2 separate regions of the Homo sapiens genome follow, and region 2 is linked to region 1. Evidence: chromatin loops called from intact Hi-C (ENCODE). Cell type or tissue: heart right ventricle. All regions are shown on one strand. Links, peaks and the distances in the headings refer to the core of each region. The heading gives the core; the rest is flanking DNA. Region 1 has its middle 13 kb from the start of RBAKDN. Region 2 overlaps RADIL (Rap associating with DIL domain).

What was found. Hi-C counts contacts between places; a loop is a spot of excess contacts. Peaks named below come from ENCODE experiments on the same cell type or tissue, not always from the same donor. Only the 100,000 strongest peaks of a DNase experiment are listed, where the experiment ranks them.
Region 2: it touches region 1 in a loop (6-fold over the local background); 38 of 110 quality-filtered maps call a loop at or near these places.

What each region holds. Positions count from the first base shown.
Region 1 is chr7:5,077,062-5,093,226 of GRCh38, reverse strand. No RefSeq gene overlaps it. Among named protein-coding and RNA genes, the nearest start is that of RBAKDN, 13 kb to the right of the region's middle. In heart right ventricle, for the core only: a CTCF peak has its summit at 7,603 (motif pointing right); a DNase peak (open chromatin) is centred at 7,606; H3K27me3 peaks cover 4,929 bases.
Region 2 is chr7:4,839,071-4,855,235 of GRCh38, reverse strand. The region is part of intron 2 of RADIL (Rap associating with DIL domain); the gene reads left to right. Among named protein-coding and RNA genes, the nearest start is that of SNORD165, 9.7 kb to the right of the region's middle. RefSeq lists an enhancer at 15,974-16,165. In heart right ventricle, for the core only: a CTCF peak has its summit at 9,185; a DNase peak (open chromatin) is centred at 9,235; H3K4me3 peaks cover 918 bases; H3K27ac peaks cover 1,868 bases.

The DNA.
Region 1 (16,165 bases), core at 2,636-10,635:
GGTGGCTGAGGCAGGAGAAATGCTTAAACCAGGGAGACAGAGGTTGCAGTGAGCTGAGAACGTGCCACTGCACTCTAGCCTGGGTGACAGAGCAAGACTGTGTCTCAGAAAAACAAACAAAAAACAAACAAACAAAAACTGGAGATTTTAAATACTGTATTATGGTAACTCTGGTAATCAGATTTCCTTCCCCGTTTTCAGATTTTCTTGCTCTTGGTTCTCGTCTCTGCTCAGTTTAGTGTTCAGCTAGCGACTGTACAGATTTCCTTAAATGCTTTAAGCGAATAAGTCTTCCAGTTTTTGCCAAGGGTCCCCTGTGTGTTGGGGTCCATCTTCAACACCCCAGCAGTCGACAAGCCTGCGCTTAGCTTTCACTTCCTGCCAGTTCAGAATCTAAGGACAACAGATGTGAGACATTGGAGGTGTCTGTGGTATTTCACAGGCATCTGCATGGCCTTATATATTGTATGTCCTTCTAGATCACTGGAACATGTTAGACCTTTTCAAAACCCTGTATAGACCTCTCATGCTCGAAATTATCATTTTATGCTTTCTGGCCAGCCTCTTGTGTGTCTTAGCTGGTACTGCCACCCCAGGGAGCTGCAATGTTATTCAATTGCTACTGATTGTTTTTGAAAAATGTCCTGGGAATAGGGTATTAACCTTCTAGGGGAGTTGTTACTGAAAGTGGATAAAAGTCCTCTGAGGCCGGGCGCGGTGGCTCACACCTATAATCACAGCACTTTGGGAGGCCAAGGAGGGTGGATCACGAGGTCAAGAGATCGAGACCATCCTGGCCAACATGGTGAAACCCTGTTTCCACTAAAAATACAAAAATTAGCTGGGTAGGCCAGGCGCGGTGGCTCACACCTGTAATTCCAGCACTTTGGGAGGCCGAGGCGGGTGGATCACGAGGTCAGGAGATCGAGACCATCCTGGCTAACATGGTGAAACCCCGTCTGTACTAAAAATGCAAAAAACAAATTAGCCTGGGCGAGGTGGCGGGTGCCTGTAGTCCCAGCTGCTTGGGAGACTGAGGCAGGAGAATGGCGTGAACCCCGGGGGGCGGAGCCTGCAGTGAGCCAAGATCGCACCACTGCACTCCAGCCTGGGCAACAGAGCGAGACTCCGTCTCAAAAAAAAAAAAAAATTAGCTGGGCATGGTGGCACGTGCCTGTAGTCCCAGCTACTGGAGAGGCTGAGGCAAAAGAATCACTTGAACCCAGGAGGCGGAGCTTGCAGTGAGCCAAGATCACTCCACTGCACTCCAGCCTGGTAACAGAGCAAGACTTTACCTCAAAGGAAAAAATTTAAAAAGTCATCTGAGTGGGGCTTTTCTAGACAGTTGCCTTATAGGTGAAGTACTGACAATTCTCTGAAGATAGGGCTTTTTGGCGAGTTTCAAACCCATTTTCTCTCAAAATGGTTAATTTTTTTTTTTTTTTTTTTGAGACAGTCTCGCATTGTCGCCCAGGCTGGAGTGCAGTGGCACGATCTCTGCTCACTGCAAGCTCTGCCTCCCGGGTTCACGCCATTCTCCTGCCTCAGCCTCCCGAGTAGCTGGGACTACAGCCTCCCAAGTAGCTGGGACTATGCCCAGCAAATTTTTTGTATTTTTAGTAGAGATGGGGTTTCACCGTGTTAGCCAGGATGGTCTCAATCTCCTGACCTCGTGATCCGCCCACCTTGGCCTCCCAAAGTGCTGGGATTACAGGTGTGAGCCACCACGCCCGGCCTAAAGTACTGGTTTTTACAGCTACTGTGGGTAAAGGCTGTTGGGTTTTTTTCTTTTTTTTTGAGATGGAAGGGTCTCACCCCTATTGCTCAGATTGGAGTACAGTGGCATGATCATGGCTCACTGCAGCCTCGACTTCCCGGGTTCAGGCGATCCTTCCACTTCAGCCTCCCAAGTACCTGAGACTACAGGCTTGTGCCACCACGCCTAGCTAATTTTTGTATTTTTTGTAGATATGGGGTCTCGCCATCTTGCCCAGGCTGGTCTTAAACTCCTGGGCTCAAGCAATTTACCCACCTTAGCCTCCCAAAGTGCTGGGATTACAAGTGTGCACCTGGCCAAACCTATTGGATTTTAAAGCTATCAGAGTTGGGAAGAAGGAAATGGGAAGTCCACATGCTACAAAGCTCACTGGTCTCGTGAAAAGAAATTAAATCTTGGGACCCCAGGCTGGGCATGGTGGTTCACGCCTGTAATCCCATCACTTTGGGAGGCTGAGACGGGCAGATAACCTGAGGTCAGGAGTTCGTGACCAGCCTGGCCAACATGGTGAAACCCCATCTCTGCTAAAAATACAAAAATTAGCTAGGTGTGGTGGTGGGCACCTGTAATCCCAGATACTCAGGAGGCTGAGGCAGGAGAACTGCTTGAACCTAGGAGGCAGAGGTTGCAATGAGCCAAGATCGTGCCACTGCACTCCAGCCTGGGGGACAGAGCGAGACTCCATCTCGAAAAAAAAAAAAAAAAAAATCTTGGGACCTCAAACTCGTTAAGCCAAAGGGAAAAGTCAAGCTGGGAACTGGGTTGTGCAAACCTGCCTCCCCATTTTTGGGTTTCTAAATAAGATGGCTACAAGATGAAAAGCTACAAGCCTCCCTCACATTTTGCTCACAAGGAAATTCCTAGTGAGCTGCAAGATCTTTAAGGTGTTTCTGTGAAAATTTCACCAGGGCAATGTAAACTGATAGCTTACCTTTTACAGGTGCAGTCAACCCCCTGCCCACCAGACACAAATGCATATCTGATTGCTCCCCTGCCCCATTTTGTCTATGTTATCTTATGTAAAAAAAAAAAAAAAAAAAAAGTACAGGCCAGGCACGGTGGCTCATGCCTGTAATCCCAGCACTTTGGGAGGCTGAGGCGGGTGGATCACCTGAGGTCAGGAGTTCGAGACCAACCCCAGGCAACATGGTTAAACCCCGTCTCTACTAAAAATACATATATTAGCCAGGCGTGGTGGTGGGCACCTGTAATGACAGCTATTTGTGAGGCTGAGGCAGGAGAATCGCTTGAACCCGGGAGGCGGACGTTGCAGTGAGCTGAGATTGTGCCACTGCACTCCAGCCTGGGCAACAGAATGAGACCCTCTTTGGGGGCGGGGAGAAACAGATTCACTGAACCAGACAACAGGCATGAATGACTATTTTTCCTACCTCCTTCTTACATGAAAATTGTGTACTTCTCAATATCTCGCCCTTTCCCCTTTAATGGTGGGGTCTCAAAATTACTTTTGGAGAAAGACATAGACCTGTCTCCCAGGTGTGCATCGTTAACTTTGGTGAATAAACCTCCTAAAATAATTGACGCTTGTCTCATCATTTTTCTCGATTGACAATCTTAGAGATATTCAGGTATTTTTCTTAAATTCCCCGAATTGTTATAAGCCTTTGGTTAATTTCTAAAGTTATGGAGAAGTTGGTTTTGACCATTTTTGCCAGGATTTGTGTGACTTTTATGGAGGAGGAGATTTTCAGTTATTTTGGAGTTTTTTTTTGTTTGGAGATGGAGTCTCCCTCTGTTGCCCAGGCTGCAGTGCAGTGGTGCGATCTTAGCTCACTTCAGCCTCCGCCTCCCAGGTTCAAGCAATTCTCCTGCCTCAGCCTCCCAAGGAGCTGGGACTACAGGCGTGCACCACCAAGCCTGGCTAATTTTTGTATTTTTAGTAGAGATGGGGTTTCACCGCATTGGCCAGACTGGTCTCAAACTCCTGACCTCATGATCTGCCTGCCTCAGCCTCCCAAAGTGCTGGGATTACAGGCGTGAGCCACTGCGCCTGGCCGATTATCAGAGGTGTTTATTCTGCTGTTCTGGAAGTGATCCTGCCTCCCAGCTTACCTTTGATTCAGCAAATGAAAAAACTGTAAATGCAATACTGTGTTTTTGCAAAAATATTGGCAAAAAATTTGTAAGTTTCTAACCAGCCTGGTAGAGGTGAGAGGTTTTCTTGCATGCAGTTGGTGGAAGGTAATTTGTCAAGCTTTCTGGAAGGAAATTTGGTACTTGTCCCTACAAATTGGAATCCTGAATTTCCTGTTTGATGGATCCCCTTGGGGCAGAGACTCCACGGAGTTAGAGAAGGAGCATTTTCCTCCCAGGCCTGAGGGCAGAAGGAGGGCGTTTGCGGAACAAAAATTAAGATTCAGGCCGGCGTGGTAGCTCACGCCTGTAATCTCAGCACTTTGGGAGGCCAAGGCAGGTGGATCACAAGTTCAGGAGCTCGAAACCATCCCAGCCACCATGGTGAAACCTTGTCTCCACTAAAAATACAAAAATTAGCTGGGCGTGGTGGTGGGTGCCTATAATCTCAGCTACTCAGGAGGCTGAGGCAGAAGAATCGCTTGAACCCGGGAGGCGGAGGTTGCAGTGAGCCGAGTTTGCGCCACTGCACTCCAACCTGGTGACGAAGCAAGACTCTGTCTCAGGAAAAAAAAAAAAAAAAAAAAAAAAATTAAAGCTCAGTGCTCCTGGGAAAAGCAACTACAATTTGTCGTCAGAGGGCAGTGTTTTGCCCTGTTCTTCTGGAGAGAGGCGGGACTTCCTCCAGGTGTGTTCAGGAGTCCCCACAAATGGCTTCAGGAAATTAGAGGCCTGGAAGGCTCCCCCTGTCTTCACAAGCCCAGGCTCTACACTCTGGAGCCAAACACAGCAGCCCAAGAGGGCGGGAATCCCATTCCCATGGGCGGTGCTATTTCTTCCTTCCTTTTTTTTTTTTTTTTTTTTTTTTTTCGGAGACAGAGTTTCACTCTTGTTGCCCAGGCTGTAGTGCAATGGCGCAATCTCGGCTCACTGCAACCTCCGCTTCCTGGGTTCAAGTGATTCTCCTGCCTCAGCCTCCTGAGTAGCTGGGATTACAGGCATAAGCCACCATGCCCGGCTAATTTTTGTAGTATTAGTAGAGACGGGGTTTTACCATATTGGCCAGGCCTGTCTCAAACTCCTGACCTCGTGATCCACTCACCTAGGCCTCCCAAAGTGCTGGGATTACAGGCGTGAGCCACCGCGCCTGGCCAAAGTGCTATTTCTGTTCCCATTCTGTGGACAAATAAATGAGATCTTAATGGGGTATTTGGGGTACGAGCTGGAGGGGTTGCTCTCAGCCAGTGTCTTTGCCTGCAATATTGTCCCCCATTTCATGCACACCCCAATACTGAAACTTACCCCATTGCTCTTGCAGTAGACTGAACATGTTCCCCCCAACATTTATATGTTGAAACCTACCCTCTAAGGTAATGGTATTATGAGACATGGGCCTTTGGGAGGTGATTGGGTGTTACCCTCACGAATGGCATAGTGCCCTTATATTAATAAAAGGGATGGCCGGGTGCGGTGGCTCACACCTGTAATGCCTGCACTTAAGGAGGCTGAGGCTGGAGGATCATGAGGTCAGAAGTTCAAGACCAGCCTGCCCAACATGGTGAAACCCCGTCTCTACTAAAAATACAAAAAATTAGCTGGGCATGGTGGCAGATGCCTGTAATCCCAGCTACTTGGGAGGCTGAGGCAGGAGAATGGCTTGAACCGGGGAGGTGGAGGCTGCAGTGAGCCGAGATCATGCCACTGCACTCCAGCCTGGGTGACAAGAGTGAAACTCCATCTCCATCAATCAATCGATCAATCAATGGGACCCCAGAGAGCTCCCTCTTTTTCCACCACATGAAGACACAACTAGAAGTCTGTGATCTGGAACCCAGAAGAGGACCCTCACCAGAAGCTGACCATGTACCCTGATCTCAGATCTTCAGTCTCCAGAGTTGTGAGAAATAGATATCTATTGTTGATAAGGCAGCCAGTCTATGGGACTTTGTTATGGCAGCCGAGACTGTCAAAGACAGCTCTAGAGGGGCTATGTGTCCAGGAGGGGATGAATCAGTCTTTTACTTCTTCTTTTTAAGACAGGGTCTCGCTCGGTCACCCAGGCTGGAATGCAGTAGTGTGATCTCAGCTCACTGCAACCTCTGCTTCCTGGGCTCAAGCGATCCTCCCACCTCAGCCTCCCAAATAGCTAGGACTACAGGCACGTACCACCATGCCCAGCTAGTTTTTGTAATTTTTGGTAGAGACGGGGTTTCGCCATGTTGCCCAGGCTGGCCTTGAACCTCTGAGCTCAAGTCATCTGCCCACCTCGGCCTCCCAAAGTGCTGGGATTACAGGCATGAGCTGCCGCGCCCACCCTCTCCTTTACTTCTCAGCTGTGAATGTTCTCCCATATCCTCGGACTCCCAGCCTGCTCCCAGGCTTCACAGTCCTATCTGATGAAGTAGGGGAGCACCAGCCACCCCCTTATCTCTCTAGCTCAGTCTATCCCCTCCAGGGGCTCTGGACTTCTCTCCAGGGCAGCCTGACCTAGGGGCGACACAGGAGTTTCCTTGACACTGGTACTATCTCTGAACATCTCTGCCTCCATCTCTGTTTTGAGGCTGGTCCATGGAGTCAATGAAGGGGTCCCCTCCTCTCCCCCAAAACCCTCATCTTAGCTCCTGCTTTTCCCAGGCCCTAAGATCCTGGGGGCAGGTCTTGTAGAGGGGGAGCCCTTGTGGGGGGCTTCAGGTACCCGCACTCTTTAGGAACAGGCACAGGTCTTGATGTTGCAGGCACAGGTCTGGATATTGATGGGAAATTGCGGTCAGAGTGGACAGCACCACCCATTCCCGGCATCTCCCATGATTTGGTCTTCAAGCCTTCACCTCATTCTCTGCCCACCTGGATCTTGTCAGCCCCAGAGAGAACCTGAGTCCAGAGGAGAAGCAGAACCCAGGCCACTGGGCAGTGGCAACCGCACAGACACCGACATCCCTGGGAGAGCCTGAGCCCACCGCCCAGAGCTCAGAGCCTGGAATAAGCAGCCCAGCGAAGAGCCCCGCTCCACCGCCCAGAGGAGCACCAGAGTGAGCTCGGCCTGGAACCCAGAGACCATCTTCAAAATCTCATCCCCAACCTCTCATAAATGCCACCTTGTCCCTGGCCCCCCTGTAATTACTTCAGCCCCTTGTTCCCTTCACAGCAGTAATTTTTTTTTTCTTTTTGAGACAGAGTCTGCCTCTGTTGCCCAGGCTGGAGTGCAGTGGTGCAATCTCGGCTCACTGCAACCTCCGCCTCCCGGGTTCAAGCAATTCTCCTTCCTCTGCCTCCCAAGTTGCTGGGATTATAGGCCAGCACGCCAGGCTAAATTTTTTTTTCTTTTTTTGAGACGGAGTCTCACTCTGTCGCCCAGGCTGCAGTGCAGTGGCGCAATCTCGGCTCACTGCAAGCTCTGCCTCCCGGGTTCAAGCGATTCTCCTGCCTCAACCTCCGGAGTAGCTGGGACTACAGGTGCCCGCCACACGCCCGGCTAATTTTTGTATTTTTAGTAGAGACAGGGTTTCACCGTGTTAGCCAGGATGGTCTCGATCTCCTGACCTCGTGATCTGCCCGCCTGGGCCGCCCAAAGTGCTGGGATTACAGGCGTGAGCCACCGCGCCCGGCCGATTATTTTAATAAGATGATTGAACATCTTCCTTATTAGATTGTAACCCACAAGGGCATTTATGTTGCCTGCGATGTCCCCCGGTCCTAGGGCAGCCCACCTGCTGATGCAGTTCTGAGTGCTGCCACCAGGGGGCAGGGCTGCCTCGCACTTGTCATGGGGACAGCGGCAGGACCCTCAAGAGGGCTTTAACTTGGTTGGGTTCGTATCTGCACCGGGCCATATCTGCACCTGGGAATACTCCACTCCCTCCCTGAGGTGTGAGTGGGGATGCTCCCAGCTCCAGGAGACACAGCTGTGGTGTCGCTGGCCAGGGTGCAGCTTTCTAGAGAGGTTCCATTTTCACACCTCCAAGTTCAGACCTTTTCTTTCCCTCTGCAGACTGGGGCGAGCGACCACCCAGCCCAGTGTAGAGGGGGTCTCATGTCTTACCACTCTTCATTTACACTTTTTTTTTTTTTTTTAAAGACGTCGGGTTAGCTCACCCCTGTCATCCTAGCACTTTGGGAGCCCCAGGCAGTCAGATCACGAAGTCAGGAGATGGAGACCATCTTGGCCAACATGGTGAAACTCCATCTCTACTAAAAATACAAAAATTAGCCGGGCATGGTGGCGGGCGCCTGTAGTCCCAGCTACTCAGGATGCTGAGGCAGGAGAATTGCTTGAACCCGGGAGGCGGAGGTTGCAGTGAGCTGAGGTCATGCCATTGCATTCCAGCCTGGTAACAGAGCAAGACTCTGTCTCAAAAAAAAAAAAAAAAAAAAAAAAAAAGGGACATAGGGTCTGGCTCTGTTTCCCAGGCTGGAGTGCAGTAGTGCAATCACAGCTCACTGCAGCTTCCAGCTCCTGGGCTCAAGCAATCCTCCCACCCCCGCCTCCCAAGTAGCTGGAACTACAGGTGTGCACCACCACATCTGGCTAATTTTTCTATTTTTATTTTTTGTAGAGATGCGGGTCTCACTATGTTGCCCAGGCTGGTCTCGAACTCCTGGCCTCAAGAGAGTCTCCTGCTTTGGCTTCCCAAAGTGCTGGGGTTACAGGCATGAGCCACTGTGCCCAGCCTTCACTCTGACTTTGAACAGGCCTCCTGTTCGCAGCCCACTGCACATCTCCACCCTCTGGCGCATATGCTTCCGCCAATCCCAGAGCCTTTTCCTCTTTGACTCCCCTCCCGAGGAGTGTTTGCCTCTGAAGAACTTAGGCTTCAGGGTTTTTTTTTGAGACAGGTTTGCTCTGTTGCCCAGGCTGGAGTGCAGTTGTGCGATCTCTGCGCACTGCAACCTACACCTCCTGAGTTTAAGCGATTCTCCTGCCTCAGCCTCCTAAGTAGCTAGGATTACAGGCCCCTGCCACCACACCCAGCTAATTTGTGTATTTTTAGTAGAGATGGGGTTTCACCATCTTGGCCAGGCTGGTCTTGAACTCCTGACCTCGTGATCCACCTGCCTCAACCTCCCAAAGTGCTGGGATTATAGGCGTGAGCCACTGCACCCAGCCTGGGCTTCAGCTTTGCTCTACCAGGGGTTGCCATTAGTAATGTTTCTCCTAACACTGTGTGGACGTCTCTTTTCTACCTTTAACTGTATTCATGTTCCCTTTATCTTGGTGGGGTTAAGCCAAAAAAGGGGGATGGGGGCTGGATGCAGTGACTCATGCCTGTAATCCCAGCCAAGGCAGGAGGATCACTTGAGCCTGGGAGATCTAGACCAGCCTGAGCAATATAGCAAGACCCCGTCTCTACAAAATAAAATTAAGAAATTAGCTTGGTGTGGAGTGCGTGCCTGTACTCCCCACTACTCAGGAGGCTGAGGCAGGAGGATCACTTCAGCCCAGGAGTTCAAGCCCAGTCTGGGCGACAGAGCGAGACTCTGTCTCAAAAAAAAAGTCCTCATTGTGGATTGAGTGAGTTGCAGTGGGGATTGTTTGTGCCAAATCAGTTTCTTACAAGCTCCTCAGTAGGTTTCAAGGGAAGCTTCGATGTCACGTCCTTCAGATTGTGGGGGACAGTTGCTGCTTTGGCATGGTGGTTATCATGAGGCAGTGGGATGGAGAGAAACAAAGGCGATGCAGCTGGTCCATATCCCCAGCAAGTACAAGCACGCATAACGGAAGCATTGCAAGCACACATAACCATGCCAGACACATTGCAAGCGCACATAACAGATGCATTGCAAGCGCTGATAACCATGCCAGAGGCACTGTAATCACACATAACCGTGCCGGACACATTGCAAGCGCAGATAACCATGCCGGATGCAGGCAAGCACACATAACCTTGCCGTATTCATTGCGAGCACAGATAATCGTGCGGAGCCATTGCAAGCGCTCATAACCCTGCCGGACGCATTGCAAGCGCAAATAACCACGCCAGATGCAGCCAAGCGCACATAATCACGCCGGACCCATCGCAAGCGCAGGTACCCATGCCAGACGCATTGCGAGTGCAGATAACCACGCTGGACGAAGGCAAGCGCACATAACGGACGCATTGCGAGATTGCAGGCACACATCACCATGCCAGACTCCTTGCAATCCACGTAAGCATGCTAGTTTGGGGGTTGATACCAGCCCCTCTTCCTTTCCTAACTTTGTAATCCCCCAAGCCATAAACACCAGTGTCAGATGCATAGCAATCAAAATCCGTTTTATTATGAACGACACTGAATTGGAGGAAGTAGAGGGACCGGGGCGGAGGCCGGGGGAGACTGACCGCGTGGGTTTCCCAGCACTTTGCACCTGCCAGTCACAGGTGAAGTTAGAAAACCACAAAGGTCTTCTGTTTGGAAAAGCAGAAGGAACTGTGGACCAGGCTGTCCCAGAGAGACCAGCTAGGGAGGGGACAAGGTGTGCTTGGCTCACTCAGCACTTTTGCAGCACTCACCAGCATGGCAAATCCAGGTGAGAAGAAGGTTATGGGACTGGAGACACCCCCCTGCTTCCTGGAAGGCGTGAAAATACCACTCTCCCCCACCCCCGCAAGAGGAGACAGGAGCCCAATACCTGAGGCATTTCTAAATCCCGGTTTCTTTCGCCCAGGCTGGCTGGAGTGCAGTTGTGCAATCTCGGCTCACTGCAACCTCCACCTCAAGCCATTCTCCTGCCTCAGTGTCTCGAGTAGATGGGATTACAGGCACCCACCACCATGCCCGGCTAATTTTCTTTTTTCTTTTTCTTCTTTTTTAAAAACGTATTTTAAGTAGAGACGGGGTTTTGCCATGTTGGCCAGGCTGGTCTTGAACTCCTGGCCTCAAGTGATCTACCTGCCTCGGCCTCCCAAAGTTCTGGGATTACAGGCATGAGCCACTGCACCTGACCCAAATCCCAATTTATTTCTCAATGGCAAAACCTGGAAACCCAGTTTTTGGAAATAATTGAATCCCTGGCACTTCCTTCTCAGATGACTGGGCAGGATGCACCCCAGACACATGGTAAATGGAAACTGGGGTACAGCAAATAGTGACTTTTTTTTTTTAAGCAAAGAGGCCCAGCATGGTGGCTCATTCCTATAATCCCAGCACTTTGGGAGGCCAAGGTGGGAGGATCGCTTGAGCCCAGGAGTTTGAGACCAGCCTGAGCAATAGAGTAAGACCTTGTCTGTACAAAAAATAAACTAGCCAGCATGGTGGCATGTGCCTGTAGTCCTAGCTACGTGGGAGGTTGAGGCAGAAGGATCACTTCAGCCCAGGAGGTGGAGGCTGCAGTGAGCTATGATTGTGCCACTGCACTCCAGCCTAGGAAACACAGCGAGACTCCATCTCAAAATAATAATAATAATAATAATAATAATAATAATAATAATAAAAAAACACGTTACCAGAGAAATATCAACAGCCTAAAAGTCATCAACTGTGTGCTCCAGTGGACTCAGGCTGTGGCGAGGGATGTCTTTTCTGAAGAGTGGAAGGGAGCTGAAGAGCTCTGTACCTTTCAGGTGAACCCAGAGAGAGTCCCAGCAGAAATACCCATGGGGAGAGGGAACCTGCCATTCTGGGGGTCTGAAGGGTGAAGAGGTCCCCTCATTCATTCAAGGCAAGAGCCAGGTCCTCAAAAGGCCATTTTCTAAAGTCTTAAAAAAAAAAAAAAAAAAAGAGAGTCTCACTCTGTCACCCAGGCTAGAGTGCAGAGATGCAATCACAGCTCTCTGCAGCCCCGACCTCCTGTGTTCAAACAATTCTTCCTCCTCACTTCCCAAGCAACTGGGGCTACAGGCATACACCAACATGCCCGGCTAATTTGGAAATTTTTTGTAGCGACAGAGGCGGGGGGTCTTGCTATGTTGCTCAGGGTGGTCTTGAACTCCTGGCCTCACGAGTTCTTCCCACCTTGCCCTCCCAAACTGCTGGAATTACAGTCATGTGCCACCGCGCTGGGCCGTGGTGGGGGGATTTTAAGTTACAGATTCGATTTCTTATGTCAGTTTCAGTAATTTTCTAGAAAGTTGTTGGTTTTATCCAAATATTTAAATTCATTGGCATGGCCAGGCATGGTGACTCACGCCTGAAATCCCAGCACTTTGGGAGGCTGAGGTGGGTAGACCACTTGAGGTCAGGAGTTCGAGACCAGCCTGGCCAACAAGGTGAAATCCCCTCTCTACTAAAAATACAAAAATTAGCCAGGCATGGTGGCACATGCCTGTAGTCCCAGCTACTCGGGAGGCTGAGGTGGGAGGATCGGTTGAACCCGGGAGGTAGAGGTTTCAGTGAGCTGAGATCATGCCACTGCACTCCAGCCTGGGCGACAGAGCTAGACTCTATCTCAAAAAAAAAAAAAAAAAAAGCAAATTAAAAAATAAAAAATAAATTGACATAGAATGTTGATAACATCTTATAGGCTCTGCCATGATGTCTCAGTTTCCCCCTTTCTAATGGGCCGGAGGAGAGGACAGAGGCTGGCATTCCAGGCAGTGGAACAGTGTGAGCCAAGCTCTAGCACAGATGCTGGAACAGCAGCTGGCCCTGCTCGTCTGGGGTTTAGGCAAACGCCGGGGATGCAGAGGAGGGTCCCAGTGCCTGATGGGCATTCACCTTCTGGTAGAAGTAGCTGCCATGTGATTGGGTGGTTTTATCAGCCTGGGGTCACAGAGGCAACCAAAGTGCCACCTAAGCCACACTGTTGCTTGAAGCCAAGGGACAGGGCAGCTGTCACATCTCCTGCAGCCTCTCCTTGCACCATTCAGGGTCCCCCCCTTGCTGCTGATGTCTACACTATGCACATTCACCCAGGCCCAGTGCGGGCTGCTCCACCACCAGCCATACCCACCCCACCTGAGCTCAGCTGATTATCCCAGCCCTGCCTACCCATCACTCCCAGCCCTGCCATCTGCACAGTTCTGTCCTCTCTGAGCCCTCCACCTCAGCCCTCCACATTTTTTTTCTTTTTTTTGAGACGGAGTCTTGCTCTGTCACCCAGGCTGCAGTGCAGTGGCGCTATCTCGTCTCACTGCAAGCTCCGCCTCCCTGGTTCACACCATTCTCCGGCCTTAGCCTCCCGAGTAGCTGGGACTACAGGAGCCCGCCACCATGCCCGGCTAATTTTTTGTATTTTTAGTAGAGACAGGGTTTCAATGTGTCAGCCAGGATCGTCTCGACCTCGTGATCCACCTGCCTTGGCCTCCCAAAGTGCTGGGATTACAGGCGTGAGCCACCGCGCCCGGCCCACATTTTTTTTTTTTTTAAAGAGATAGAGTCTTGCTCTGTTACCCAGGCTGGAGTGCAGTAGCATGATCATAGCTCACTCTAGTCTCAAACTCCTGGGCTCAAGCAATCCTCCTGCCTCAGCCTCCTGAGTAGCTGGGATTATAGGCACAGGTCACCATGCCTAGCTAATTCTTAAATTTTTATGTAGAGATGGGGTCTTGCTTCGTTGCCCAGGCTGGAGTACAATGGCATAATCATAGCTCACTGCAGCCTCCAACTCCTGGGCTTGAGCTATCCTCCCACCTCAGTCTCCTGAGTAGCTGGGACTACAGGCCCCGGCCACCACACCCAGCTTAGTATTATTTTTTATAAAGATGGGGTCTTGCTATGTTGCCCAGGCTGGTCTCAAAATGCCTGGACTTAAGCAATCATCCCACCTCAGCCTCCCAAAGTTCTGGGATTACAGGTGTGACTACCATACTTACCCTTTTCTTTTCTATTTTGACACTGAGTCTCGCTCTATCACCCAGGCTGGAGTGCAGTGGTGTGATCTCGGCTCACTGCAACCTCTGCCTCCCAAGTTCAAGCAATTCTTCTGTCTCAGCCTCCTAGTAGCTGGGATTACAGGCACCCATCACTATGCCCAGCTAATTTTTGTATTTTTGGTACAGACGGGTTTCACCATGTTGGCCAGGCTGGTCTCGAACTCTTGACCTCAAATGATCCACCTGCCTTGGCCTCCCAAAGTGCTGGGATTACAGGCGTGAGCCACCACGCCCAGCCTAACCCCTTTTCTAGATCCTCCCACATCTCCCTTGCTCGGCCACTGAGCCTGCTGAAGGCCAATGTCACCCCAGGCCCGCTCCTCTGGCTTGGCTCAAGTGAAGACCTACCAGAAAATGAGCCTGTGGCAGTGTAGAAATGCCCAGCTATGCCCCCGGCTATGCCCAGGACACAGCAGGCGGAGAAGGTGTCATCACTTTAGCCACAAAGCTTTAAGCAAGAGTGGTTTTAGTCTGGGCACTGTGGCTCACACCTGTAATCCCAGCACTTTGGAAGGCCAAGGCAGGCAAATCACTTGAAGTCAGGAGTTCAAGACCAGCCTGGCCAACATGGTGAGACTCTGTCTCTACTAAAAATAGAAAAATTAGCTGGGCGTGGTGGCTCACACCTGTAATCCCAGCTACTCGGGAGGCTAAGTCAGGAGAGTCACTTGAACCTGGGAGACGGAGGTTGCAGTAAGCTGAGATTATGCCACTGCACTCCAGCCTGGGTGACAGAGTGAGACCCTGTTGAAAGGAAGAAAGGAAAGAAAGAAAGAAAACAAAGAAAAAGGAAAGAAAGGAAATGAGGAAAGGAAAAAAAGAAAGAAAGAAAGGAAAGAAAGGAAGAAAGGAAAGAGAGAAAGGAAAGAAAGAAAGGAAGGAAAGAAAAGAAAAGAAAGAAAAGGTTGTAGACTGGGTGTGCCTGTAATCCCAACATTTTGGGAAGCCGAGGCAGGTGAATCGCTTGAACCCAGGAGTTCCAGGCCAGCCTGGGCAACGTGACAAAACCCTGACTCTATTGAAAAGAATTGTAAAGAAATAGTGGTTCTTTACCTCCCAACAGAGATCAAAGTACTCCTGTGAGTAGTCAATTTATTTTTATTTATTTATTTTTTTTGAGACAATCTTGCTCTGTCAGCCAGGATGGAGTGCTGTGGCGTGATCTTGGCTCACTGCAACCTCCATCTCCTGGGTTCAAGTAATTCTCCTGCCTCAGCCTCCCGAGTAGCTGGGATGACGCGTCTGCCACCACACCTGGCTAATTTTTGTGTTTTTAGTAGAGATGCGTTTTCACCATGTTGGCCAGGCTGGTCTCGAACTCCTGACTTCAGGTGGTCCCCACGCCTTGGCCTCCCAGAGTGTTGGGATTACAGGCATGAGCCACCACACCTAGCCCCATTTATTTTCAATCACTGCCAACTCACCCATCTATCCATGAGTGTAAATTTCACTTTTCAGCCTTTGAACAACAGGACCCTAGCATTTTACGCTGTCCCACACGATCACCACTGGAGGCAATAGGAAAGTGGAAGCAGGGGCTGGAGTGTCTGGGAACAGCCTCTCTGCACAGCGTGTGACAGACACAGCCACCTGCGTGCTTGTCCTCGATGGGAGAAAAAGGCTTCGAGAACTGAACGTCTGCCAAGCTCAGTGTTGTGTGACACAGCAGGAAACACAGCCCGTTTCTGCCGTCAGGAGCTTGTAAGAGGGTTTATGGAAAAGAAAAGCAATCATTTTCGTGCACACACACACTTGTATGCAGAAGACTGCCCAGCCCATCCTGGGTTTGTGGCTACAATAGTCAAATGCCGTTTCTGGAAACTATTGGTCAGGACATTTCAGTTAAAATGGAAAACAGGGCTGGGTGTGGTGGCTCAGACCTGCAATCCCAGCATTTTGGGAGGCCAAGGTGGGCAGATCACTTGAGGCCAGGAGTTTGAGCCAGTCTGGGCAACATACGAGACCCCCGCCTCAAAAAAAAAAAAAGAAAGAAAGAAAAAGAAAAGAAATTTTTTTTAAAAGAGAGAGAAAGAGAAAGATAAGAGAAAGAAAAAGAAAGAGAAAGAAACAGAAATAAAAAGAAGAGAAAGAAAAAGAAAAAAGAGAAAGTAAAAGAAAAAAGAGAGGCCGGGCACGGTGGCTCACTCCTGTAATCCCAGCACTTTGGGAGGACAAGGCAGGCGGATCACGAGGTCAGGAGATCGAGACCATCCTGACTAACACGGTGAAACCCCGTCTCTACTAAAAATGCAAAAAATTAGCCGGGCGTGGTGGCGGGCACCTGTGGTCCTAGCTGCTCGGGAGGCTGAGGCAGGAGAATGGCGTGAACCCGGGAAGCAGAGCTTGCAGTGAGCAGAGATCGCGCCACCACACTCCAGCCTGGGCAAGAGAGCAAGATTCCATCTCAAAAAAAAAAAAAAAGAAGAGAGAGAAAGAGAAAGGGAGGGAGAGAAAGAGAGAAAGGGAGAAAGAGAGAGAAAGAAAAAATGGGAAAGGAAGAAAAGGA
Region 2 (16,165 bases), core at 6,185-14,184, 240 kb after region 1:
ATGAGAGTGTTTATGTCAACGTTTTGTAGTAGCCGAAAGTTCCAAACAATCCACATATCCATCAATGAGGGAATGGCTGGATGGTGGCATATTCATGCAATAAATACCATAAAGTTGTGAAATTAGACCGTAGCTGCCTGCGTCAGTGTTAGCTGTGTGTCATCATGTTGAGGGAAAAGCACAAAAATGCACACAGTGTGATACCATTTACATAAGGTTTCAAAATAAGCAAAGTAGAGCAGTGTAATTTAGGGTTCCAAAAATGTGTGGTGTAACTATAAATGAAAAAAGGCCATGTTAAACACGGAATCCAGGAAAGTGATTCCCTTTGGTGGGGTGAGAGGTGGGGACAGGCAGGAAGATGTGCTTGGGAGGGTTGATGTGACTCTGGAACTAGTGCATTCTTTTTAGGTTGGGTGGTGGATGAAATGGTGTTTATTTTGTTATTAGTCTAAGTTACAAATGCTTTCATATGTGTGAAATATAATTAAACAACCAATACCAAAGTGGTATCTTTTTGTTTTTGTTTGTTTGTTTGTTTTGATACGGAGTCTCGCTCTGTCGCCCAGGGTGGAGTGCGGTGGCGCCATCTCGGCTCACTGCAACCTTTGCCTCCCGGGTTCAAGTAATTCTCCTGTCTCAGTCTTCCGAGTAGCTGGGATTACAGGCGCCCGCCAACATACCCAGCTAATTTTTGTATTTTTAGTAGAGACAGGATTTCACCATATTGGCCAGGCTGGTCTTGAACTCCTGACCTCAGGTGATCTGCCTGCCTCGGCCTCCCAACGTGCTGGGATTACAGGCGTGAGCCACCGCGCCCGGCCCAAAGTGGTAACCTCTTTATCAACAATGACAAAAACCAAACACCACCCTCCCCAGAAACAAAAGCAAACAGAAAACCCCACCTAATGCCCCCTCATCAGTTTGGAATTGCATTTGGCCAGGTCAGAGTAGCTTGGGCACAATACAGCTTTCTTTCACCTAACAGTAAGTTCGGGGCTGGTAACGGTGGCTTTCCTGGTCACCAGGGACCAGGCTTTTTCTACTTTCGGCCCCATCATTCTAGTTCATGCCTTCTATCTTCAGGGTTACCTCAAGGTGCAGGATGGTTAATGGGGCCCCTGCCATCACATCTTCATTTAAGGCAGGAAGAAAGAAGGAAGACGGGGAATGGCAAAGGTGTACCTGCAAACTGCCCACCTATGGAGCTTTCGGAGAAGTCCCAACAGCGGCATCCCCTCATCTTTCACTGACTGCACCGTAGTCACATGGCTGTGCCTACCTGCAAGGGAGACAGGAAAATGTCTCTTTTCTTAGCTGGGTACATCACCTCACCAATAGCTTAGGGCTTATGCTATTAAGAGGAAGGAGAGAATGTCTAGTAAATGGCAATGATAGTCTTCTCTTTCACAACACACATATATTTAGAAGTTCAAAATCACTTCCAAATAACTTTCCATGTACACCCAGCGTATTTTTTTTTTTTTTTTTTTGAGACAGAGTTTCACTGTTGTTGCCCAGGCTGGAGTGCAGTGGCGTGATCTCGGCTCACCACAACCTCTGCCTCCCAGGTTCAAGCGATTCTCCTGCCTCAGCCTCCCAAGTAGCTGGGATTACAGGCACCCACCACTATGCCTGGCTAATTTTGTATTTTTAGTAGAGACGGGGTTTCTCCATGTTGGTCAGGCTGGTCTCAAACTCCTGACCTCAGGTCATCTGCCCGCCCTGGCCTCCCAAAGTGCTGGGATTACGGGTGTGAGCCAACATGCCCGGCCTACCCCCAGCATCTTAAAGTCAGCAGTGGCACATGGAATCTCCATCATTCTTTGAGTATTTGACTTCCTTTCTGCTATTTAAAAGGCCCATGTGTTTAGGTGAGGCCCACCTGGATAATCTCCCTTTTGATTAACCCAAAGTGAACTGATGAGAAAACTTATTTACATATCTGCAAATATCTCTTTTGTCATACAACAAAACATAATCTTGAAATGACACGAACAGTTCCCACTCACGCTCAAGGTTGGAGGGCGGGTTATGCAAAGCAGGGGTCACTGGGGGTCATCTTAGAATTCTGGCTGCCACAGCCTGCCCTCTGGCCTCCAGTGATCCATAGCTACACCCACATGCAAAATACACTCACCCCATCTCAAGGTCCCCCAGTCTCATCCTCTTATAGTATCACTTCAAGTCTAAAATCTCATCATCTTAATCTAAATCAGGTGTGAATGGGGCGTCTGGGTATAATCCATTAAGTACCACTCTTGGGGCGCTATTTCTTTCCATCTGTGGACCTGTAACACTAAAGACACAAATATCTGCCCCAGCCCTCCCAACTTGCAAGGGTGGGACAGGCATAGGGTAACAATCACTCTGGTTCAAAAGTGAGGGAAATGGGCCAGGCGCGGTGGCTCACGCCTGTAATCCCAGCACTTTGGGAGGCCGAGGCAGGTGGATCACATGAGGTCAGGAGTTTGAGACCAGCCTGGCCAATATGGTGAAACCCCATCTCTACCAAAAACACAAAAATTATCAGGGTGTGGTGGCACATGCCTGTAATCCCAGCCACTCTGTGCTATGTGGGCAACATAGCAAGACCCCCATCTCTACAAAAAATAAAAAATTAGTCAGGCATGGTGTCACACACCTGTGTTCCCAGCTACTCAGGAGGCTTAGATGGGAGGATTGCTTGAACCTAGGAGTCTGAGGTTGCAGTGAGCTTTGAACATGCCACTGCACTCCAGCCTGGGCAACAGAGCTAGACCCTGTCTCAATAAATACATAAATAAATAATAGGAGGAAACGGAAGGTAAAAAGGTGCCACTGGCCTGGCCCAAAGCATTTTTGAACTCTAGTGAGGCAAATTCCAGTGGAAGTTCTTTTGTTCCGTTCCAAGGCCTGGGGTAGTCTCTCAGCTCTGCCCTCTGTCCTCTTGGTGCCACCCTCTGGGATCTTGGCTTCATCCTCTGAGTCATCTTTCCCTCTGCATGGACGGTAGCATGTCTATCAGCCACTTCCTGTCTGTAGCCACCCCCTTCATTTTTCAGTGTCTCTGTTCCCTTCAGTCTAGGCCAGCCAGTGTTTCTGCTGGTATAATTTTCTGAAGAGCCTGTGGGCCGGATGAGGATTTCCTGAGAATTCACTCCAGTAGACAGAAGCCACATCCATAAATGTCTCTGAGATAATCCCTTCTCTACTTTCAGCTTCTGGTGAGATGGTGGAGGGACAGTGCTCTTGAACTTCCTTGAGGTCCTCTGTTTTGACTAAGAAAAATATATGAGGAACACCCTGACTCTACTGAGTCATTTATGTGGCCAGGTACCCTGACCTTTTGGTCTTCCTGGGTTTCAGCAAAGGGTTGTCCAGACCCACACTTGGTTTTTCCTCTGTGCCTCTCATCAGAAGCCATTTCTGACTTTTGGCATCTCTTGTCATCTGGGAAGGCTGCGCATTTTCAAACTTGTCCAGTCCTGGTTCTTTTTTTGCTGAACAGTTCTTTAATTTCTCTCTCTCCTGTTGCCTCTTAACCATAAGCAGCAAGAAGAAACCAGGCAGCACCTTCTACACTCTGCTTGGAAACCTCCTCAGCCATCTCTTCAGGTTCACCATTTGCAAATTCTGTTTCCAGCAATTGCAGGATGACATATTCAGTGAGCTCCCTGCCCTCACATCACAAGAACCCTCCTTCCTCCAGTTTCCAGTAACATGCCCCTCGCTTCCTTCTGAGCCTTCGCTGGCAGTCTTGTGAGCCATCTAGGTTTCTGCTGTTTGCAGCAATTTTGCCTTTCTCTGAGGTGATTTAGGAAAGTTCTCACTTTATTCTGAGAAAGAAGCAATGTCTTTACTGTGCACATTTCCTAGTAGCCTGTTCAAGGGAATCTAGACTTTCCCCATCCTGCTTCTCAGAGTCCTTCTAGCCTCCACCTATTGCCTGGTTACCAAAGCACCTTCACATTTTAGGTATTTGTTACAGTAGCACCCCATTTCCTGGCCCTAAAATCCGAACTTTTCTTTTCTTTTCTTTTTTTCTTTTTTTTTTTTGAGACGGAGTTTTGCTCTTGTCACCCAGGCAATGGCATGAGCTCGGCTCACTGCAACTTCCACCTCCCACATTCAAGTGATTCTCCTGCCTCAGCCTCCTAAGTAGCTGGGATTACGGGTGTGTGCCACCATGCCCGGCTACTTTTTCTTGCATTTTTAGTAGAGATGGGGTTTCACCATGTTGGCAAGGCTGGTCTTGAACTCCTGACCTCGGATGATCCACCTGCCTTGGCCTCCCAAAGTGCTGGGATTCCAGGTGTGAGCCACCACACTCGGCCCTGAACTTGTTTTCTATTGCTTGCAACTACAAGTGCAGCTTAAAACTATACTATTTAACTTACGTTTTCCACAAGTCAGGAGTCTGGGCACGGGAGAGCTGGACCCTCTGCCCAGGTCTCACACGGCTGCACTCAAGGTATCGGCTGGGCTGCGTTCCTTTCTGGAGCTCAGGGGCCTCTTTCAGACTCACAAGGTTGTTGGCAGAGTTCAATTCCTTGTGGTTTTAGGACTGAAGTCTCTGCATCTCTCCCCTTGTCTCTCTCTGGCTCACAGCCGTGGACCACTCTCAGCTCCCAGTGACTGTTGTCAGGTTGCCCCGTGATGCCCTGGAGAGCTGCCCTGGCATCACACACGTCTCACACCTCAAACCTCTCTGACTTCTCTTCCGTGACCAGCTGGAGAGAACTCTGGGCTTTGAAGGAGCACACGTAATTAGGTTCGGCCCAGCAAATAACCTCCATATCTCAAGGTCAGCTGATAGACAACCTTAATTATATCTGCAGAATCTCTTCTGCCATGCAGCATAATCACAGAGTGAGCCCAGGGGGCAGAGACCATGGAGCCATCTTAGAATTCTGCCCACCATAGTGACCTTCCATGCTTTTTCTGTGCTTATATTATTCTGCAGGGGACTTCTTACACATGTATATACATACATACAGGGTTCTTTCTGTCAAAGGTTTTTTTTTTTTTTTTTTTTTTAAAGGGATCGTCTGTGTAGTGTGGGTAAAAGGAATGAAGAAAAAAATAAAAAGAAAACAATGAGGGAATCATATACTTAGTTTTCTGTATTTTTCATACCAGATCCTCTCTGGAAAATACATCGTGTGTTATACCTCCAATTCATTCATCTTAATGGTTATGGAATATTCCTTGGTGTAGACGAAACACTCTATGTATTTGGGGATTGTTAGGAACAATTTTGCAACATACATTCCTACATATACTATATTTCACCAAGAAAAGATGTTATCAGTAGTAAGATCACCAGTGTTAACCACCATAAAAAATACAATTAAACTAGGACATAATACTTTCTTATTACCTAGGATTTTTATTTTTGTACTTAAGCTGTATTGTAGCTAAAGATTTATTTCAACACAGATTGTGATCTGTGTTCGTTTTGTGCGTACGCAGAAAGGTATGCAGGAGTGAAATGAATTAAGATTCTAAGTCTTTTCAAATGAGAGCCGTCCCTGTCCACACTCCCCACACAGTATCATTTTCTTTGTCCTCAAGAGGATTGGTGATGTGGCACCCCCTGCTGTCTCTAGTACATTCTTCCAAGCCACCTGCCATTCGGTCTGCAGGTTTGTTGCAGATAACAGCTGGAAGGCATGTTCATGCCTTGGATGGTCCTGAATGAACTGAAATGTTTCAGAACCTTGCCCCAGGCAACAAAAACCAAGCTGTAGCCTCACAGCTGCAGCCTGGCCGACATTCCACAGAATACAGGATGCCTTCCAGTTCCAGAGATGTTAGAAGATAAACAAGTGTGTTTAGGAGTTGATGGAATTGATCCCATCAACGTTCATTCATTCATTAATTCATTCTTGCAGTAGAATGAAAACTATGTACACTTAAATATTTTTACTTATTTTCACCAAAGTTATATATATATGTGCACAGTTAAAGCAATAGTTTCTCATTACCGATTAAAAGCAAAACAGCAGTTCTCTGCCATAGCCGTTCCTTCTTCCCAGTTTTGAACTCCCCATAACCACTTTCAACTGTGAACTCTTTCTTTCTGGCTTTTAATTCCCTTTTTTTTTTTTTTTTTGAGACAGAATTTCCCTCTTGTTGCCCAGGCTGGAGTGCAATGGCACGATCTCGGCTCACCACAACCTCTGCCTCCCAGGTTCAAACGATTCTCCTGCTTCAGTCTCTCGAGTAGCTGGGATTACAGGCATATGCCACCACGCCCGGCTAATTTTGTATTTTCATTAGAGATGAGGTTTCTCCATGTTGGTCAGGCTAGTCTCAAACTCCTGACCTCAGGTGATCTGCCCGCCTCGGCCTCCCAAAGTGCTGGGATTACAGGTGTGAGCCACCATGCCCGGCCTAATTCCCTATCTTTAACAAACGTATCCTACTATGTCTTGGTTTTTAAAAATTTCAGACATTTTCTAGTGACTTCCTTCAGTGGAAAATGAGAACTTAGGTCTTTTCACCACCCGCCTCTCCAAATTTCCAATTCCTATTGCCCGATCTTCTCAATAGAGCCATGTTTTTTTTTAAATTAATAATCAGGGTTTACCTTTTTATGATCATGTATAGCTTTTCACAACTAAAGATGGGTCTATACAAATATTGTTTTTCCTTCCTGTCCAACTTTTATTTTTCTTTGTAGTTAATTATTGTCCTTCTTGCTTGTCCATTCTTTTCCTTGCTACTTTTCATTATTTCCGCATTCCCTTAACACTCTGTTGTCTTCCCTCTTTTAAGATGTTCAGATATATTCGATATCTTATCAATTTCAGCTTCTTGGAGCTATCTTCCTTGTCTCTGTTGGACTGGGGGCTTATGACGTAAAGAAATGTCTTTGCTGGGTTTTTTTTTTAAAAAACTTTTATTATAAGAGGTATTTTTATACCATAAAATTACCTGTTTTTAGTATACAATTGAATGAATTTTTAGTAAATTTACAAAGTTGTGTGATCATCATCATCACAGTCCAGTCTTAGCAATTTTTTTTTTTTTTTGAGACGGGGTCTCACTCAGTCACCCAGTCTGTGCAGTCACCCAGGCTGGAGTGCAGTGGTGTGATCTCAGCTCACTGCAACCTCCACCATCTCCCAGGTTCAAGCAGTCCTCCCGATTCAGCCTCCCGAGTTAGCTGGGACTACAGATGTGTGCCACCATGCCTGACTAATTTTTGTATTTTTGGTAGAGACAGGGTTTCACCATGTCACCCAGGCTGGTCTCGAACTCCTGAGCTCAAGCGATCCGCCTGCTGCGGCCTCCCTAAGTGCTGGGATTACAGGCGAGAGCCACTGCACCCGGCCGGCACGTTTTCATCACCAAAAGATCCTTTGTGTCTATTAGCAGTCAGCCGGTCCCACCCCCAGACCCAGGCAGCCCCTGATCAGTTTTCTGGCTCTATACATTTGCTTTTTCCAGATATTTCGTATATATAGAGTCATACCTGTGTGTTTTTTTTTTTTTTTTTTTTTTTTTTTGCATCTAGCTTTTTTCACGTAGCATATTTTTGAGGCTCATCCATGTTGTAAGAGGTATCATCAGTATTTTGTTCCTTTTCATTGCTAAACAGTAGCCTATCGTATGGATAGATTTTGTTCATCTGTTCACCCGTTGATGGACATTTGGATTATTTCTCCCTTGTTGACTATTCTGGATAATGCTGCTGTGAACATTTGTGCATAAGCATTTGCGTGGACGTGTATTTTTTACTTCTCTTGGGCATATACCTAGGAGTTGAACTTATGAGTCACAGGTAAATTCATGTGTAACATTTTAACAAACCGACAAGCTGTTCTCCACAATGGCTGCACCATCTTACTTTCCAGCAATCGTGTATGAGGGGTCCAGTCTTTCTGCACTCTTGATATTGTTTAACTTTTTTGTTGTTGTTGTTTGGTGAGACGGAGTCTTGCTCTGTTGCCCAGTTGCAGTGCATTGGCGTCATCTTGGCTCACTACAACCTCTGCCTCCTGGGTTCAAGCGATTCTCCTGCCTCAGCCTCATGAGCAGCTGGGATTACAGGCACTTGCTACCACACCCAGGGAATTTTTGTATCTTTAGTAGAGACGGGGTTTTACCATCTTGGACAGGCTGGTCTTGAACTCCTGACCTCAAGTGATCCACCCACCTTGGCCTCCCAAAGTGCTGGGATTACAGGTGTAAGCCACCATGCCTGGCCTGTTTACCTTTTTTATTATAACCATGGTAGTGGGTGTGAAGTGGTATCTTATTTTGGTTTTCCTCTGCATTTCCCAAATGACTAATGATGTTGAGCATTTTTTATTGTATTTTACTGTACTTATTGGCCATGTATATTTATTCTTTGAAGAAATGTTTATTCAAATCCTTGTCCATTAAAAAATGTGGTTGTGGCTGGGCACGGTGGCTCATGCCTATAATCCCAGCAGTTCGGGAGGCTGAGGTGGGTGGATCACCTGAGGTCAGGAGTTTTGAGGCCAGCCTGGCCAACATGGTGAAACCCCATCTCTACTAAAAATACGAAAATTAGCCAGGCATGGTGGCACACACCTGTAATCCCAGCTACTTGGGAGGCTGAGGCAGGAGAATCGCTTGAACCTGGAAGGCGGACGTTGCAGTGAGCTGAGACAGCACCACTGCACTCCAGCCTGGGCAACAAGAGCAAGACTTCGTCTCAAAAAAAAAAAAAAAAAGACAGATGCAGGGGAGGGAAGGGAGTTGGAATCATTTTCTAGATGGCAAGGAAAGACTCCCCCACCAAAGTTAAAACTCAAGATACTTAAAAAAGCAATAGGGCCGGGCGCGGTGGCTCACGCCTGTAATCCCAGCACTTTGGGAGGCTGAGGCGGGTGGCTCACGAGGTCAGGAGATCGAGACCACACTGGACAACATGGTGAAACCCCGTCTCTCCTAAAAATATAAAAATTAGCTGGGCATGGAGGCAGGCACCCGTAATTCCAGCTACTCAGGAGGCTGAGGCAGGAGAATCGCTTGAACCAGGGAGTCGGAGGTTGCAGTGAGTCGGAGGTTGCAGTGAGCCAAGATCGCACCACTGCACTCCAGCCTGGTGACAGAGCGAGACTCCGTCTCTTTAAAAAAAAAAAAAAAAAAAAAAGAAGATTGTAGCTCTGGAACAAAAGAGACAAATAAGCAGTGGTGCCTGAGATGAAACAGCGCCCTCCATAGGGCTGTCGCTGTTGGTGGCGTGCCCAGCGCCATGCTGGACGCGGTGAGCAGGACTGTGCTTCGCTGGTCACCGTGACCCTCTCTAACGAAGGGCTCACAGCTTCCCGGGGTAACTGGCTACAGCCCCTGGTTTCGGCTGGAGGAAGTTCTCGGTTACGCCACGCTGCTCTCTCCTCGGCACAGCCCCGGAGAGCTCTGTCTCCATCTGTGTCTGCCTAACAAATGGCTTAAGCATTTTATCTCCTCAGTTACCCATTATCTTAATTAGGTTTTCAGTTGCTTTTCAGAGAGCGCGATTGTTGTTCCCTGAGTAAGACTCTAATTAGTGTGAGGCGGTCCAAGTTTCATCATGGAAATAATACCCTAGAGTATGTAAAAAAATAATTTCTTCCCCGTCTAAAAAAATGGAACCTCTCATTTTGCCGAAAATTTGGAAAGTAAGTGAAAGTATAGAGAAAGGAGGAGAAATCACCTGTCAGGTCACCTCCCGGAGAGAATCATTTTCAACGCTTTGGTGCTTTTCATTCTGGTGTTTTCTTAGTGTATGCATTCATTTACTTCATTTATTGATCGATTAGAGATGGGATTCTGGTGTTTTCTCAGAATATGCCTTCATTTTCTGACTTCATTTATTAGAGATGAGGTCTTGCTCTGTCACCCAGGCTGGAGCCCAGTGGCACAATCATAGCTCACTGCAGCCTCCATCTCCTGGGTTCAAGTGGTACTCCTGCTTCCACCTCCTGAGTAGCTGGGACTAAGACGTGTCCCACCACATCTGGTTCATCTTTTTATTTTTGTGGATTTGGGGTCTTGCTGTGTTGCCTAGTCTGCTCCCAAACTCCTGGCTTCAAGTGATCCTCCCGCCTCAGCCTCCCAAAGTGCTGGGATTACAGGCATGAACCACCATGCCCAGCCTACATTAGCTTTCTTTAGGTTAGGTTTCTAAAGTATTCTGTAAATATAATTTTCATATACAGGACACCTCTCGCTTCTTTCTTCCTTTTTTTTTTCCTACGTAGGTCAAATTCTAACACCCCTCGTTTCTTAATTCGGTCCCTTTCCTCAGTCCTAGCACTCAGGGGCCACATGTGGTTGACTCCTGGGTCATGAATCCAACATGATTTGCTTCTGATCTTTAAATATATTACTGGCCAGGTGCAGTGGCTCATACCTGTAATCCCAGCACTTTGGGAGACTGAGGCGGGAGGATTGCCTGAGCACAGGAGTTTGCGGCCAGCCTGGGCAGAATAGTGAGACCCTGTCTCTATAAAAAATACAAAATTAGCTGGGCGTGGTGGTGTGCACATGTAGTCCCAGCTACTTGGGAGGCTGAGGCAGAAGGATTGCTTGAGCCCAGTTAGGTGGAGGCTGCAGTGAGCTGTGATCGTGCCATTGCACTCCAGCCTGGGTGACAGAGCAAGACCCTCTCTCAAAAACAAAACAAAACAGCCTGAATTTTGCTTATTCACCATGTCTAGTCACCTTGCTAAATTCACTTGTTAATTATAATAATTTTTCCATAGATTCTTTTGCATTTCCTACATACACAATCACATTGTCTGCAAAATAATGATAATTGAACTTCTTTCTTTTCTTTTCTTGTTTTTTTTAGATGGAGTCTCACTCTGTTGCCAGGCTGGAGTGCAGTGGTGCGATCTCAGCTCACTGCAACCTCTGCCTCTCGGGTTCAAGCAATTCTCCTGCCTCAGCCTCCCGAGTAGCTGGGACTACAGGCGCGTGCCACCACACTCAGCTAATTTTTTGTATTTTTAGTAGAGACAGGGTTTTACCATGTTGGCCAGGATGGTCTCGATCTCTTGACTTCGTGATCTGCCTGCCTCGGCCTCCAAAGTGCTGGGATTACAGGTGTTGGCCACTGCGCCTGGCAACTTCTTTGTTTTCAATCCTGTATCTTTCCCCTATTTTTCCCTGCCTGTTGTACTGGCTAGGACCTAGTACAAATTTGAAGAGAAGTGGTTACAGCAGGCATCCTTGTCTTGTTCCTGATGGCAAGAGGAAGTTACGTATATATTCTCCCTAGAATTGTTTCCCTCATGGCAGAATTGGTTCCCAAAATGAGGCTAATATGTTCCTGTTTAGCCACAGTTCCTTCGTAAGGCTTTTTTTTTTTTTTTTTTTTTGAAATGGAGTCTCGCTCTGTCACCCAGGCTGGAGTGCAGTGGCGTGATTTCGGCTCACTGCAACCTCCGCCTTATGGGTTCAAGCAATTCTCTTGTCTCAGCCTCCCGAGTAGCTGGGATTACAGGTACCCACCACCATGCCTGGCTAATTTTTGTATTTTTGGTAGAGACGGGGTTTCCCCATGTTGTCCAGGCTGCTCTTGAACTCCTGACCTCAGGTGATCCACCTGCCTCAGCCTCCCAAAGGGCTGGGATTACAGGCATGAGCCACCGCACCCAGCCTTTGTAGGGTTTCTATAATGAGAATAAAATGGAATTAGATGCAAAATGCCCAGAGTCAGGCTGGCCATGGCATAGAGAAATGCTTACCAAATGATGCCTGAGAAGTTCTTTTTTGTACATTTGAAATGATTTTCTTTCAAGGACTGCTTGATGGTCCTACGGCTCTGTGTCCTTTGCTAGCTTAGAAAAGGGTGCCTCAGCTAACAGAAGACTCGTTTCAGGCCCATCTGACCTCTGTGTTTTGCAGCAGTAACTGCAGAGTTTATTGAGCAGCGCGTCCCCGGTTGTTACTAGGGGCCACTTTAAAATCATCTCTTGGCCGGGCGCGGTGGCTCACACCTATAATCCCAGCACTTTGGCAGGCCGAGGCAGGCGGATCACGAGGTCAGGAGATCGAGACCATCCTGGCCAACATGGCGAAACCCCATCTCTACTAAAAATACAAAAAATTAGCTGGCGGGGGTCGGGGGTAGTGGGCTTCTGTAATCCTAGCTACTCGGGAGACTGAGGCACAAGAATCACTTGAACCCGGGAGGCAGAGGTTGCAGTGAGCTGAAATGGCACCACTGCACTCCAGCCTGAGTGACAGAGCAAGACTCCTTCTCAAAAAAAAAAAAAAAAAAAAATTGTCTCTTGCCGGGCATGGGGGTGCGCACCTATAGTCCCAGCTATTCTGAGGCCCTGAGGCCAGAATTTCGAGGCTGCAGGGTATTATGGTGACCACGCCTGTGAATCCACACTGCACTCCAGCCTGGGCAACATAGCAAATAAGTACAATGGTCTCCGGTTCCCCAGTAGTGGTAAAGTTCCCCAGCCCAGGAACGTTTCATTATCCCCTCCGTCTCCACTCCTAGTCACTTCATCTCTGAGGCCTGCGAGTGGGGATGGGTGACAGAAACGGTTCCAAGTTGTATATATCATTATTCCAAACCATCAAGAGCCAGGGAGGGAAGAGAAAACAGGATCAGGAGGCGAAAGCTGCCGGCTGAGTTTATAGAGGAATTGAGCAACGTTCAGGAAGAGCCTGTGTTTTTCTTTCCAGGGCTGTTCAGAGTCCGTGGGAGCTGGTGACGGTCACCAGCTGCTTGTCCAGTTTCCCTGTGCACCCCCGGCACGCAGAGCCCTGCCCTCTCTGCCAGCAGCGGGTCACTAGGCACTGCCTTCTCGAGGAGGGGAGGGGGGTGGCCTAGACAAAGCCGTGTGGCTGTGGCTGCATGCTGTCTCCCTCGCCGCTTCCTCCAGGAGTGAGTTTCTCACCTTGGAGATGAGGATGTGCTCAGCAGCTCGGCTTGGCCCAGGCTGGGGAGGAAGGCCGCTAACAGAGCTTCAGGGACATGGAGCTCAGCCCTCCTTTCCTTACGGCCTCTGCTGTGAGAGTAGAAGAAGATGTCAACAACGACCGTCCCATCCCCATCTTCCCCATTGCCCCGGCGCCCTGCACTTTCTACTCCTTCTATCCCATTGTCAAAGGCAGACATTTCATGACCAGGCAGGCCTGTCTGCAAACCATGGTCCCTTACGAGGCCTACGCTGCTATTCCAGCCTCTGGCCTTGTTGCATCTTTTTTTTTTTTTGGAGACAGGGTCTTGCTCTGTTGCCCAGGCTGGAGTGCGGTGGCGTGATCGTAGCTCACTGCAGCCTCGACCTCCTGGGCTCTGGTGATTCTCCCCTTCAGCCTCCCAAGTAGCTGGGACTGCAGGCACACACCACCACACCCAGCTAATTTTTGTATTTTTTGTAGAGACTTGGCGATGTTGATCAGCCTCGGCTTGAACCCAAGCCATCCTCCCGCCTCGGCCTCCCAAAGTGCTGGGATTACAGGCGTGAGCCACTGGGCCTGGCCTTGTGTTCTCTTCTTAAAATGTCAGAAAGTGTACATTTTGCTTCTGAGGCTGGGACCCCATGTATTAGCAGATGTTTGGAGCCAGGCAGTTTCCTGAGGGTTGCTGGGGTGAAGCAGGGCTGCCCACCAAGGTCCCAGTTACCCAGACCCCGCCTTATTCCTGGGCTGGGTTGCTTTTCTGCCTCTCCACTAGAGTGGATCAACACGGGGCAGTAGGGGAGACCCGCGCCCGCCGGCTTCCTCTGCAGGAACTGACAGACACTTATCCTGAGAAGGACTGAAATCAACACTAGATCAAACTGGATGCTCCCACCAAGCTCTCCCAGCGCTTGTGGGTGTCACTTTGCTCCCTGTAAGGAACCGCTGTGGACAGGGCTTTGGGGGAGGGGGAGTGCCCTGGCAGTGGCTCCCCTCCCTGGCTGCTGTTCTAGAAACTTCCAGATGGCATTTACCAATACAGATTTCTGGGCATCCCTTAAACCTACGCAGCACCTCTGATCCCAGTGAACTCAGTCACGCCAGGGCAGGAACATTCCCAGGGGTCCTTGAAGAAGACGAGGGCGTTGGGGCCACAGCTGACCTCGGCCTGTCTTGTCCCTCACATGGGGTAGGCAACAGAAGACATGGGCGTATTCTGGCTTGCAGCCTGGAGGTGTCTCCTTCACCCACAGCAGGGTCTGGCGCTTTATTTAAGATGAATAACTTCCCATCTAAAATTACTGTTATGAAAGGCTGCGGCCGTCCTGCCATTTTGCTTTATTAGAATTCATTTGTTTTGAAATAGTGGTTTCTTTTCGTTGTTGTTGTTTTGTTTTGTTTTGAGACGGAGTCTCGCTCTGTCACCCAGGCTGGAGTGCAGTGGTGCGATCTCAGGTCACTGCAACCTCCACCTCCTGGGTTCAAGCCATTCTCCTGCCTCAGCCTCTCGAGTAGCCGGGACTACAGGCGCCCACCTCCACGCCCAGCTAAGTTTTGTATTTTTAGTACAGACGGGGTTTCACCATGTTGGCCAGGATGGTCTTGATTTCTTGACCTCGTGATCCACCTGCCTCGGCCTCCCAAAGTGCTGGGATTACAGGCGTGAGCCACCGCGCCCGGCCAGAAATAGTGGTTTCTTGATGATGTATTTCTCACTGAACTTATTTCATGTTGGCGGAATCTCCCATTGGTAGCATAAGGGCCCCTGGGGTGACCCTGTTCTTGGCAAAGAGCACACCTATATAAGACCCCCAAATCAGGCAGTCCCTAAAATTGCAAAGCCCTGGCCTACCCTTCCTGAGCAGTGTGCTGCCGGGTCTGAGGGCCTTGACAACTCCACGCTGTGTGTCTAGCGATGGCGCCATGCGATGCTTCTGAAGGTGGCTGGGGTCAGCATCACGAGGGATGCTCTCCACGTGCCTCGGCTCCTGTCTCCCTCCACCCAAAGGCCAAGTGGGGGCACTTTCTGTCCCAGTTGAGGCAGATCCGCCCTGGGTCTGCACAGAGCTGAGACGCTCAGGTGACTCAGGTGACGAAGCTGTATCAGGTCAGGCACAAACAGGGCACGATTGCAGCTCTCTCTATGGGAACTTGGGAGGCCATGTCGGCCCCCAACAAGCCTGACAGCCGACCCCCTGGGAGCAGAGTGCTGGGTCCCATCTGCCGCAGCCTCATCTTGGGACAGGGCCAAGTCACAAAGCCACACGTGAGCAAGAGGCCTTTCAAACTTCTGTGATTTTTATTTTAACAAAAGTGTTTATGCTGGGCGCGGTGGCTCACGCCTGTAATTCCAACACTTTGGGAGGCCGAGGTGGGCGGATCACTTGAGGTCAGGAGTTCGAGACCAGCCTGTCCAAGACGGTGAAACCCTGTCTCTAATCTAAAGATAAAAAAATTAGCCCAGCATGGTGGCACGTGCCTGTAATCTCAGTTACTTGGGAGGCTGAGGCAGGAAAATCACTCGAACCCAGGAGGCAGAGGTTCTAGTGAGCCAAGATTTTGCTACTGCTACTCTAGCCTGGGCGACAGAGTGAGACTCTGTCCCAAAACAAACCAACAGGAAAGCTTTTAAAAATAAAGTATCATCAGTTACATTTATCTGACACCTGGGTTCCCCTCCCAGATTTGACAGGTAAAGATTTTTATCATATTTGTTTAGAGTTTAAAAAAATGAAATAAGTCAAACATGATATAAAGTTATGATAATATATTTATCATAAATTATATATAACATATATTCTGTTACATACTGGCACTATACTAAATCCTATGAAATTGAAGTCATTTTTTCCACCATGCCTAGGCTTCCCCTGCCACCTGTTGAGGACAGCCGCCATGTGGTAAACGCACTGTGTGCATTGCTCTTTTATAAAATAGCTCTACACTGACCACACGCTTGGCCATAAAACACATTTGTTTGAATTCTCAGCGAATTAAAAAAAACGGAAATTATACCAAGCACACTCTCCGACCCCAGCCCAATAAAATTAGAAATCAGTACTAAGAAGATTGCTCAAAACCATACAATTACATGGAAATTAAACAACCTACTCCTGAATGACTTTGGGGTAAAAAATAGCTTTGCATGCACATATATAGAAACCGTAAGCTATATACAGCGGTGTTTTAGGTGCTTTTAAAAAAAACTGAGCCAACGCGTCATATCATGTGTTACATCACGTCACGTGTTACCTGTAGCTTGCTCTTTCACCCTGTGGTCACGTACACAGCTGGCTAC